Linked DNA regions of Homo sapiens: all the other regions are linked to region 1. A link is a loop called in an ENCODE intact Hi-C map of the cell type or tissue named here. Cell type or tissue: heart right ventricle. All regions are shown on one strand.

Region 1 (2,500 bases):
TCAGTATCATTGGTTGGTTCACACTGATATAATGACAGGTAGTAAGCAGAGGTCCTGCAAAATGATGTTAGATAACAGCATTTCAAGGTCAAATTCTCCTGTAAGTTTTTACCTTTTGAGAGGATGAAAACTGTAAAATTATGTCCTGCCCCAAATGGCTCTATAACTTTTTAAGCATTTTGTAGGGTATCATGTTGATAAGCATGTGCTTTTCAGGCTCTGAGATGAACTGTTTTAAAATGTGAGTTCTATTTAAAAATTTGCCATTTAAAGCACGCAGAGGCCTGGGGTGCACAGGGACCCTGGATACAGTGTAGCGACTTGCTCAGAATGAAATGCTGGTATTAGTTTATGTGGTCCCTCAATATGTGGGATTTCACCACTGCTTGGACAGAAGCTGAAGTCAGGTCCAGAAACAGATGCAATTTAGACATGTATAATCAAGTTGGATTGTGCTACTTTTATTTTTCTTTGTAAAATTCAGGCAATAGTTGCTTTTTCTTTTTGTTTTTTAAAATTTTTTTAAATTGAAAACAAAACAAAACAAAACAGATGAGGTCTCACTGTGTTGCCCAGGCTGGTCTTGAACTCCTGGGCTCAAGTGATCCTCCCACCTTGGCTTCCCAAAGTGCTGGGATTACAGGTGTGAACCACTGTACCCAGCCTGATTTTCATATTAATAGGGAAACTGATTTCTCATATATTCTGGATAATGTAACTGAAGGTTCAGGCTTTTATGTTTATTTATTTATTTTTCTCTTTAGTATCAGGGAAGGCTGTTTTAGCACCTGCTGTCTCTTTTGCATTACCCAGATTACCTGCAGTTGTTGCAAGTAGAAAAGTTTTGGTTTTGGCCATGTTTCTTAGTATATATAATACTTCTTTTTACTCGAGAGATTTGAAAATGTACCTGGCCAGAAAAATTAGGTTTTACCTGGGAGTTGTGCTTTGGAAGCTGACTTAAAGCCTGAGCAGCAGCTTTCTCCCCCAACCCCCATCCTTCTCCGTGGCCAACCTTTGGTTTGGGCATGGGCAGTCATTATCACTCTGTGAGGCTGAGACACTGCTCATGGCCCAGAGGAGTGAAGGTGGATCTTCTTGAAGGCCTTTGTCTTTTGTGCTATTCAAGTGGTCCTACTAGTGAGCAAAGTTTACAGTATTTTGTATCTCATTCCTCAGGATCCAGTTAGTTTTGTAGCCCTATCTGGCCCTGCCAAGCACACAAAGAGTCTTGCTTGTCCCTGTTTTCAGAGACTTCCTTATGTCTCTGGATGCTCTGCTAGGTCACGACCTAACTTGGACTGGGTCCTGTGTAGTCTTCCTGCTGTGCATGTGGTAGGTTCGTGAAACACACTTCATTCCTGGCACAGCAGAGGGCAGCAGTGGCAAGTCGTGAGTCTCTTCATCTTACCACCTTTCTTCCACTTGTGTCCTTACTGTCAACATGTAATTTTTAGCTTCCACACCATGCAAGACTCTTAACTTTTTATTTAATTTTATGTTCTGCATTTTGGGCAGTGCTTCTAATTTTTTCTTTTTAAGAACGTAATAATGAAACTGGAGATCTTAATTTAAAAGCCTTACAAAAAGTCATGCATAGGTAAAAATAATTCATCAAGTGAAGTGAATAAGTTTATGTGGCATTTAATTTAGGAAAAATTCTAGAAGTGTGATTATAGAGTAAAACAAACTTTTTCTTTTTTATTACTTTAATTCAAAGCTTTGGGATGCGACATCAGCAAATGAGAGGAAAAGCATTAATGTGAAACAGTTCTTCCTAAATTTGGAGGACCCTCAAGAGGATATGGAAGTGATAGTGAAGTGTTGTTCGTGGTCTGCTGATGGTGCAAGGATAATGGTGGCAGCAAAAAATAAAATCTTTGTAAGTACTTTAAAAAGCCAACTTCAGTCTGATTTAAAGAAAGTTAAAACTTCTGTTCATTTTTGCATTTTACAATGTTTATTCATAAAAATAAAGTCTAGCTGTGTGATTTTGGGCAGTCTTCCTAACCTGTCATGGTTCTTTGGAACTGTGCTCCGTGAGATAAGGATGGCCTTGTAAGGAAAGGTCTCCATGGTTACACCGTTTGGGAAATATGTTTTGTATTGCTTTCCCCTATTAGGCACACTGTATGAACTAACATATTCAGGGCCCCAGGAAGTCCTCTTACACAATTTATGCCATCGAATCCAGTGTTCCTCAAATGTATTTAAAACATAGAATGCTTTCTTCATCACTCCTTTTTTTTCTTCAATTTTGATTACATTGGTTTAGGTGATTTTTCAAAGTGTTTTCTTACACCTACAATTTTATGATTTGATGACTCTGACAGAAATGCTCATCAATGACTGAACAAGATAGTGAAATTTTTATAAAGTAAATGAGGAAAATATGAAAAAAGTAAATAAGAAAATTCTTTGCTTTTCTTCCCCACATCTAATAGTAGCTGGTATTTGTGGTATTCAGAGTGCCCTCACATATAATTTCTTTTGATATAAG
Region 2 (2,500 bases), 300 kb after region 1:
CAGGCTTCAAAATTTTTAAACATTTAACTGGAATAGTAAGTAACCAACAAGCACTTAGAAAGTGCCTAGTGTTTATGATTCCTGCCACCTCAGAGAGCTACATTTGTGTTCAATCTTCGGACACTTAAATGTTTTCAATGTATGTAAATAATTATTGTTAAGATTTTCCTAATTTCTTTGTTAAAATGGTTCATTTCAAGGTTCTTTAGAGCTTGCATTTATTTCATTTTTTGTCATGTTTCTTTTCTCTTAGAATAAAAACCAGCAGTCATTTTAATTACCCCTGATAATGTTCATGAATACTGCCTTGGCCTGTCTTCTGGTTTGGAACCTTTTCAAGGGCGAATGGATATTTGTCTGGTGTTCCATGTATAACCTGTCCTTGTGCCACTTTTCCAATGTGGCAGGAAGGGAACAACTGTCATCTGTTCTGAGAATTCAGCACTGTGTCTGGCACTGTGGGAATTTACCCAGACTGCTTTGGGGGAAGACATCTGACACTTCATGATAATTGTAATTAACCAGAAAGACACTGGAATTGGAGGATTTGAAGGGAAATATGACAAGGGATTAAGACTTTGAGATTACTTTTGGAGCCAGGGTGACTTAAGCACATTTAAAAAGTTAGGTTTACTTATATATTATTATTATATTCTAAACCATAAGACATTTTCTAATAAGGTTTCTAAGAGGAACATGTAAACCTGGATCAAATTTAAATAAGGTTACTGAAAATATTAATGAAACCAATGACTGAGCATTTTATAAATGAGAACTGTATTGCTTTAAGTTGGAGAAAAGCTGCAAGTAAGACAACATATTTCTTCATTTGAAAGCTTGTGTCCTTATATGAGGGACATTGACAAATGAGTGGTGATAAAATGGTGGTCTATGTGCCATAAGGGCTTAGGTACATAAATTAATGTTTTATTAACCATAAAAATAAGGTTAAAAGGTTGAAATGTAGCCTTCATGTGTCTATGTAAAAAAGAGGCAGAAAAAAATCCTCAGCACTCTAGAGAAGCTTAGTCTCTGAGCAATCACTGCATATACTAATATATTCACATATAATCTAGAATGAATGTTAAATAACAAAAATCATGTTCGTTTTTATATTTTGCTTTGCCTTTGGGATACGAAGTGATGGAACGAGCTCGTTAACACTGCTCATTTCTGGTTAGAAGAACACTAGAACCACCTAGTGGATTTTTCATTTATTGCATGATCCCTACACTTTACTATTGCTAAATTGTTAATTGCTGAGATAGGCCTTAAAGTAAAATCAGTGGTTATAATCTCTTTGTGGGTCATAATAGAAATAGTAATTGTTAATCTTCAGCAGACAAAGCTGTCCCTAAGTCCTTGAAGGGAAGTCCCTGCCCACCAAATACTTACCAACTAGCACACTGCTGCATCTAGAAAAGCACAGGCAGAGTTAAACATTTGGCTGCTGAGATACACCGTGCAACTGGAGCTTTAAATTTCCTGTGAAAGTCAGTGAGCAAGGTAAACTGCAGCAATTCATCTGCATTCATGGCAGAGTCAACTTTCGGTGAGCAAGACTAGGGAACTCTGCAGAGCACAGCCAAGGGGCTACATTAGCAGCTTGACCTTTGTATTCAATATAAATCTGTGGGCACACAAACTGGCGTTTCTAATCAATTTTGTTTTTGGAGCAAAGTAGCTTATGTGGTTACAGCGTGCCCTGGTCATTCTGTTTCCCATTGCTGAACCAACTGGGTCTCCGCATCTTGGTGGTGATGACAGATGTTACGTATATTACATTGGGATTTGGGTCAGATAAATAGCAAATATTCTGGGAAAGGATACTTTATGTTTTTGCAAAAGGTTATAAAATACCAAACTTTAGTAAACCCTGATTCTAGGCCAAAGGTTAACTCTTTATATCTATGATTTATTAGGTATCAAAAGAAAAAAGTCAGGATCTAAGGGGAATGGAAAAGTTTCTGCTATTCTAACCTAAGAGCTGGTTGTCTTCTCCTAGTAAACTAACTGTTCAGCAGATGGGATGCATCGGGCTACAAGGTTGGTGCTTTCCAGCCGGCACCGCGTGTGAAGGGCATGTGGTTGGGCTGGGCTCTCCAAGTCTGCATGGCTTGGGTTGACTATAACCAGGGGAAACACGCAGTGGCTACAACTGCTTCTCCTAACAATTCTCGTTTCATTCTCTTCTCCCACAGTGTGAAGGAGGCTAGGTGGATATTCTCTGGGGCTTGAAATTTCACACTGCAAATTTTACGAGAGTGATGATCTCTTCCTAACTCTTTAGAAGCCAAGATAGGAAAAATTTCAGTTTACAAGAATAAAGCCCAATCCCTCTTCTTATGTTGGAATGTCCAGTAAAATGCTAAGAAACGGGTGGGTAGAAGAAGAGGAAAGGAAGAAGAGAAACAGAGAGGAGAGTAAGGAAAAAATAGAAAAGGCAGAAAAAAATAATGTACATGAACAACAACAAAAATAGTGACAAACAGAATGGACT
Region 3 (2,500 bases), 240 kb after region 1:
AGAAAGGTGCTTGGGAAAACCTAAGGCAGAGTGCTCTTCCTGAAAATGCAACTGCAGTTGTGAAAGCTTCTGTCTTTGTAAGGTTAAGATGTGTCCTTGGGGGAAGACACACACACACAAATTGCAGTTATTTATTGAGACCAGACTACTAAGTCACTTCGATGAAAACTTGAGAGCTTAAGACTCGCCAGCATGGGCTAAGAATAGATCACATTGCAGAAACCAGAACAGTTTCTTGGAAGGAATGGCTGAAGACATTGACAAAGGCTGAGCAGAGGATGAAATTGGGAAGTCACCCATCAACTATGGGGGTTGGGCAACGTGAAAATGTGCTTACCATTTGCAATGAAATGGAAAAGGCCTTGGTGAGAAGGCAGTGGAGATTAATGATAATAAGTCATGTTGAGTTTTAACAAGATAACATACAGGATAACAAAAAGGCAAAAGTTTATTAAGTCAGATCCTGATTTTGCAACTAACACCTTTTTTCCTCCCTCTCTTTTTCACCTTGAGACTGTTACAGATAGCTGAGTAAGGTGCCAAATTAGACTCGAACTGCATCTCAGGGTGAAAACTGTGAGTGAGCATCAGCTAATGTTATCCTAAAGTGTATGGAATTACAAGTTTCTATGAAGATGTTTTTGAGAAACCTTATTAGGATTAGTGCGTATGTTGTCAACATTGGATTTTCTAGAGAATCAGAGTGAATATAGCTGGTACATAAGCATTGTTAATTTGCATCATGGATATCAAAGCCTTCTTGATAGAAATTACCTATTTGCACTGCATACTAATTTGGGCATTGCTGCTCTGGAATTGATAAAAGTTTAGCCTATAAATTGGCTGAAGTTCCTTTTGTGCTAAGAAAGAATTTGCTAAGCAGATGCATAATGTGCCATTGGCCATTGCGGTTAATTTTTTTAAGAGAATAAATATTTCCAAGCACTTAAGTGCCATGTGTTACAAATCACACCACTCAGGGACTAGTTGAGGCTTCTTTTTTCCTTGAAGTCGGGCAGGCAGGACCTCTAGTGGCAATGGCTAGTTAGCAGTTAGATTTAGTGCTAATGTTTTAGAAAGTACAAACTGCACTTCTTTTAAATTCTGGTTGATAGACTTCAGGTTGATATTCCCCCCAATAATTTAAGCTTTGCACATTCTAATTCCCTGGTGTTCAAATTGTCACAAGTTCTTGCTGTGTACATATTTCTTGGAGGAACACTTTTAAAGAAAATGGCTTCAAAGATTCCCAGGCAAAGTGGACACCTGGACCTGTAAAAGGAACGCTGCCCCTAAGATGTGGAAAGAGGCCAACAAATGTTTTAATTGGTTCTTGACTTCAGTACTACTGACTTTTTCTCACATGGCACACTGATGCCCCTAAATACCCATTTGTCCTCTGAATTTGGTCTTTCAAACAAGGGTGAGAGATGATTTTGAGAGTGAGAAGAGAGCTGTTCTACTGGGGAAAAGGGCACAGGGAGGGAGTTTTGACAGGTATTTGTGGTGGCCACAGCCAGTGATAAAGCAAACACTGCAGCTGAGTTCAGGCCCCACTGTGAACGGGCCTGCAGTTACATCTCACTCCTCTCTTCTGTCAGTTGGGTCCCATGGGGTCCACTGGCAGGACCCACTCCAGGCAGGTGTCCCTGAGCCTCTCCTAACCACCTCTTTCTCCTCCATGTCTTTGCTCTCTATGTGGCGGGGGCAAGAGGGGAGCAAAGGGCAGTAGTGGCTTGTGTGCAGGCAGCCAGATGGGAGCCTGACCTTGGGTCACAGGCACACGAAAGGCACAGCCTACTGATGCACTATTTGGCCTGTGCTGTGAGGAGGGGGGTGCAGAGGGAGAGAGGAAGAGAGAAGAAAACTCCTTTCTTCTATCTCTAACCTAGGCATCTAGTGCATTTCAGTCCTGAATTCTTTCAGGGCTCAGCTGAAACTGTTACTTCAGAACCCTTCCCTGATCAAGGTCAGGCCTTCCACGGGCTTTTTGTAGCTTCCTGTGCTTGTCTCTACCAGCACTTATTATTATTACCATGAATTACTTGTGTAAATATTTATTATCTGTGTCAGTGGATGATAAGCTTCATGAGAGCAGAGATTGGTGTCTGTACTATTTATTTTTGTATTCTTATGCAGGAGGCCTGAGACAAAGTGCTAAATAAATATTTGTTGAATGAGTGAGTGAGGCAACAAATGAATCAATGAGATACACAAGAACATATGTATAAGAATGTTCTTTGGAAATAACCTAGAGTCTAGCAAGAGGGAAACAAATCATGGAGATCCATTTGTTTGAATATGTCATTGAAAGGCATATCTCAAAAAATATTTACTAACATTGAAAAATTCTCAGAATGTAAGGTTAAGAGAAAAAAGTAGGGACACAAAAATTGACATATGGTATGATTCCTTTTTCTTTTTTTGACATAAAGAAAATACAGAGAATTCTTACTATTCATGGTAGTTATATTCTATAAGGTCACTACAAACACTGAAT
Region 4 (2,500 bases), 310 kb after region 1:
AATGAGGGGTTAGCAGAAAGCTGGCGAAGGATTCTGGAAAGGCTTTGAATTCCTGCTGAAAAGGAAAAATGCAGTTGACAGATGACACTACCCTCTCTCTTCTTAACTTAAACGTGGATGTGATGCTTGGATATAGGTCCGCCATTCTGTGCTTCTGAGGGAAAGAGTCAGTCAATTCTCAGAGGGAGCAGCTCTAACACCGTGGAGCCATGGAATGAACACTAGGAACAAATGACCTCCCAGCTGATTGTTATATGAGAGAAATAAATGTCCATTTGTTTCAGCCACTGTACATAGGGCTTTCTGTTCTTTTTCAGCAAAACGCTCCTATTACAGCAGTTTTGTGACTTCAAGCAAGTTACTTTACTCTGTTTTAATGTTCCCATTTAAAAACAGGGATTATACCAATATCGTCCTCATAGGGTTGTTTGAAAGACTAAATGAGATAATATACGTAAAGAGCACAGAGTAAGCACTAGATAGGGATAAATTACTATTTTTATTACTATTTTGATGATGGGCTCTTAATAAGTCTTAGATGAATAAGTGGAGTAGGTCAAACCCAAAGGGTATGGCTTCAACCCAAGGCAACCCAAGGCAACCCAAGATAACTCATTTTTTTCTGTTTGAGAAAAATGAGAAAGGGTGGAGAAATGAGAGGAAGGTGGGGTGCGGGGAAGGAGGCAGGGCTAAAGTGGAGCCAGGTGGGTGCTGGGTGGGGGGGAAAATGCCCTATGAAAATCTCCCATGGTGAATGGTCAATGTGTTGGGGCCAACATATTGGCCATGTGTGGTCCAGGCATGCCAGTATCAACAGACACTAAATAAACATTTTTTTTTTTTGGCTCATTGAATAAATGAATGCATTGTGAGGGTGTTCATTAACAAAGAAATTGCCATCTCATCCTTAAAACTGAAGAGATAGAAGTGAGAGGGCAGAAGGTTTTTCTCCAGTGTCACTCGCACACCTATTATAATATTTGCCTGGAATTATGTGGGTGAAGATGCATTGCTCAATAATTGCCTGTGCCCTCGCAAGGAGCAGAGGAGAACATCCGGTGGGAGCAGAAGCAGAGGCAGAAAGAACAGATTTCCCACGGAGTAAAATATTCTGTTCTCATAAAAAGTCCCTTGCTGTAACAAACGAGAAAATGAAAAGGAGAGCCTGTAGAAGAGAGGCAGACACCTCTTAATAGGCACATCTCTCCAAAGTTTCCCACCAGGGGCCAACTGTTCATTAAACAGGGAACAAATGCGGGAGCGTAGCTGTGATGGGCTCCATTCCACAGCCCAGTGCTGGGACTGCAGTGCGCTAGGAAGGGCGTCGCTGTTGTTGCTGTGGCCCGGTGTGACAGCAGGTCTGGCATGTCAGAATCGCCCTGCACAAATAGCTCCTGTGCAGCTGCTCTCACCCAAACCTGCTCTGAGGAGGCTCAGTGCATTCTAATCCTTCCTAAAAACATGGACAGAAAGCAATGGAAAGTTGACATGTATAAAAGGTTTAGTCATGGGGTTTTTAAGTGGATGCCTCCATGAAAGGATCAACTCAGATGGCCACGTTTCTGAACATTATTTACATCAAAACCTGACATAAATGCCTCAGATCTAGCTATTTTCTTCCTCTATCCTCTTTTTACATGTCTCCTTTTCCCTCTCGATTGCTTTAGCTTGTAACCTGCATGCGCTTTCAAATGTGGTAAGCAAATAGAAAGCAAGACGCCATTTGAATAGTGAATGGACTTGTATTCCTGTTTAGGAATGTGTAGTTGCCCTTGGGCTTTCTCAGTTATAAGACTCATAAAATAAAACCTTAACACAGATGGAACACACACACACACACGCACATGCACCACTTAAAGCAGATGTGAGTCAAAAACATATGCTGATGAACTCAATTTGCTGATGGCATTCTGAGCAGTGAGCCCACTCAGTAGGGCTGAAGGGTTGGCATAGCAACTCTTCCTGGGAAAAAATAGACAGCTGGAATAAACCATGACGATGAAAGTCTTCTTCCAATGACTGAAGAAGTAGAGAGAAATTGCCATCTCTTCTAACCCCTTCAAGCAAAGCACCTTGGTTGAGGTTTATAGACTAGGATCTTACAAATTAGAAGTTCATGTATTTTCCTAGGTCAGATTCTATACCTTGGGTTATATTCCAGCTAAGAAACACTTTCAGATAGGCTGCATGGGGCTGTGGGGAAAGAGAGAGCACAAACCTCCAAAAAGCATGGAGCTTTGACCAAAGTTTATTTCTGTAACTTATCCTAAGGCTATGCCGAGTGAAGACTTGTTTACTCTAGCTGTAACTTACTCCATCACATAGCACCATTACTTTGAGAAATTAACATATTCATTCTCAATTATTTATCAAGTATCCAGCACTAGCAATAGGGACACAGTCCCTGCTTTTGAGGGATTCATGACTAGGCAGACAGCACCCTGAGTATATTAATTAAGATCTGATCCCATATTAGAATAATATGCACAAGAGACTTATT

The links. A loop is a pair of places that touch in the nucleus more often than their neighbours do. Peaks named below come from ENCODE experiments on the same cell type or tissue, not always from the same donor. Only the 100,000 strongest peaks of a DNase experiment are listed, where the experiment ranks them.
Region 2: it touches region 1 in a loop (32-fold over the local background); 66 of 110 quality-filtered maps call a loop at or near these places.
Region 3: a loop joins it to region 1, with 3 times the contacts of the local background. A loop is called at or near these places in 13 of 110 quality-filtered maps.
Region 4: a loop joins it to region 1, with 4 times the contacts of the local background. A loop is called at or near these places in 66 of 110 quality-filtered maps.

Annotation. Positions count from the first base shown.
Region 1 is chr12:98,697,688-98,700,187 of GRCh38, forward strand. APAF1 (apoptotic peptidase activating factor 1) reads left to right here. Exons shown (of 27, transcript NM_181861.2): 17 at 1,721-1,882. Among named protein-coding and RNA genes, the nearest start is that of APAF1, 54 kb to the left of the region's middle. RefSeq lists an enhancer at 1,287-1,456, a silencer at 1,369-1,438 and a cis regulatory region at 1,372. In heart right ventricle, a CTCF peak has its summit at 1,372 (motif pointing right); a DNase peak (open chromatin) is centred at 1,354; H3K27ac peaks cover 365 bases.
Region 2 is chr12:98,997,691-99,000,190 of GRCh38, forward strand. The region is part of intron 17 of ANKS1B (ankyrin repeat and sterile alpha motif domain containing 1B); the gene reads right to left. Among named protein-coding and RNA genes, the nearest start is that of APAF1, 350 kb to the left of the region's middle. In heart right ventricle, a CTCF peak has its summit at 1,201 (motif pointing left); no DNase peak of the experiment used is centred here.
Region 3 is chr12:98,938,537-98,941,036 of GRCh38, forward strand. The region is part of intron 17 of ANKS1B (ankyrin repeat and sterile alpha motif domain containing 1B); the gene reads right to left. Among named protein-coding and RNA genes, the nearest start is that of APAF1, 290 kb to the left of the region's middle. In heart right ventricle, a CTCF peak has its summit at 1,030; no DNase peak of the experiment used is centred here.
Region 4 is chr12:99,003,952-99,006,451 of GRCh38, forward strand. The region is part of intron 17 of ANKS1B (ankyrin repeat and sterile alpha motif domain containing 1B); the gene reads right to left. Among named protein-coding and RNA genes, the nearest start is that of APAF1, 360 kb to the left of the region's middle. In heart right ventricle, no CTCF peak of the experiment used is centred here; no DNase peak of the experiment used is centred here.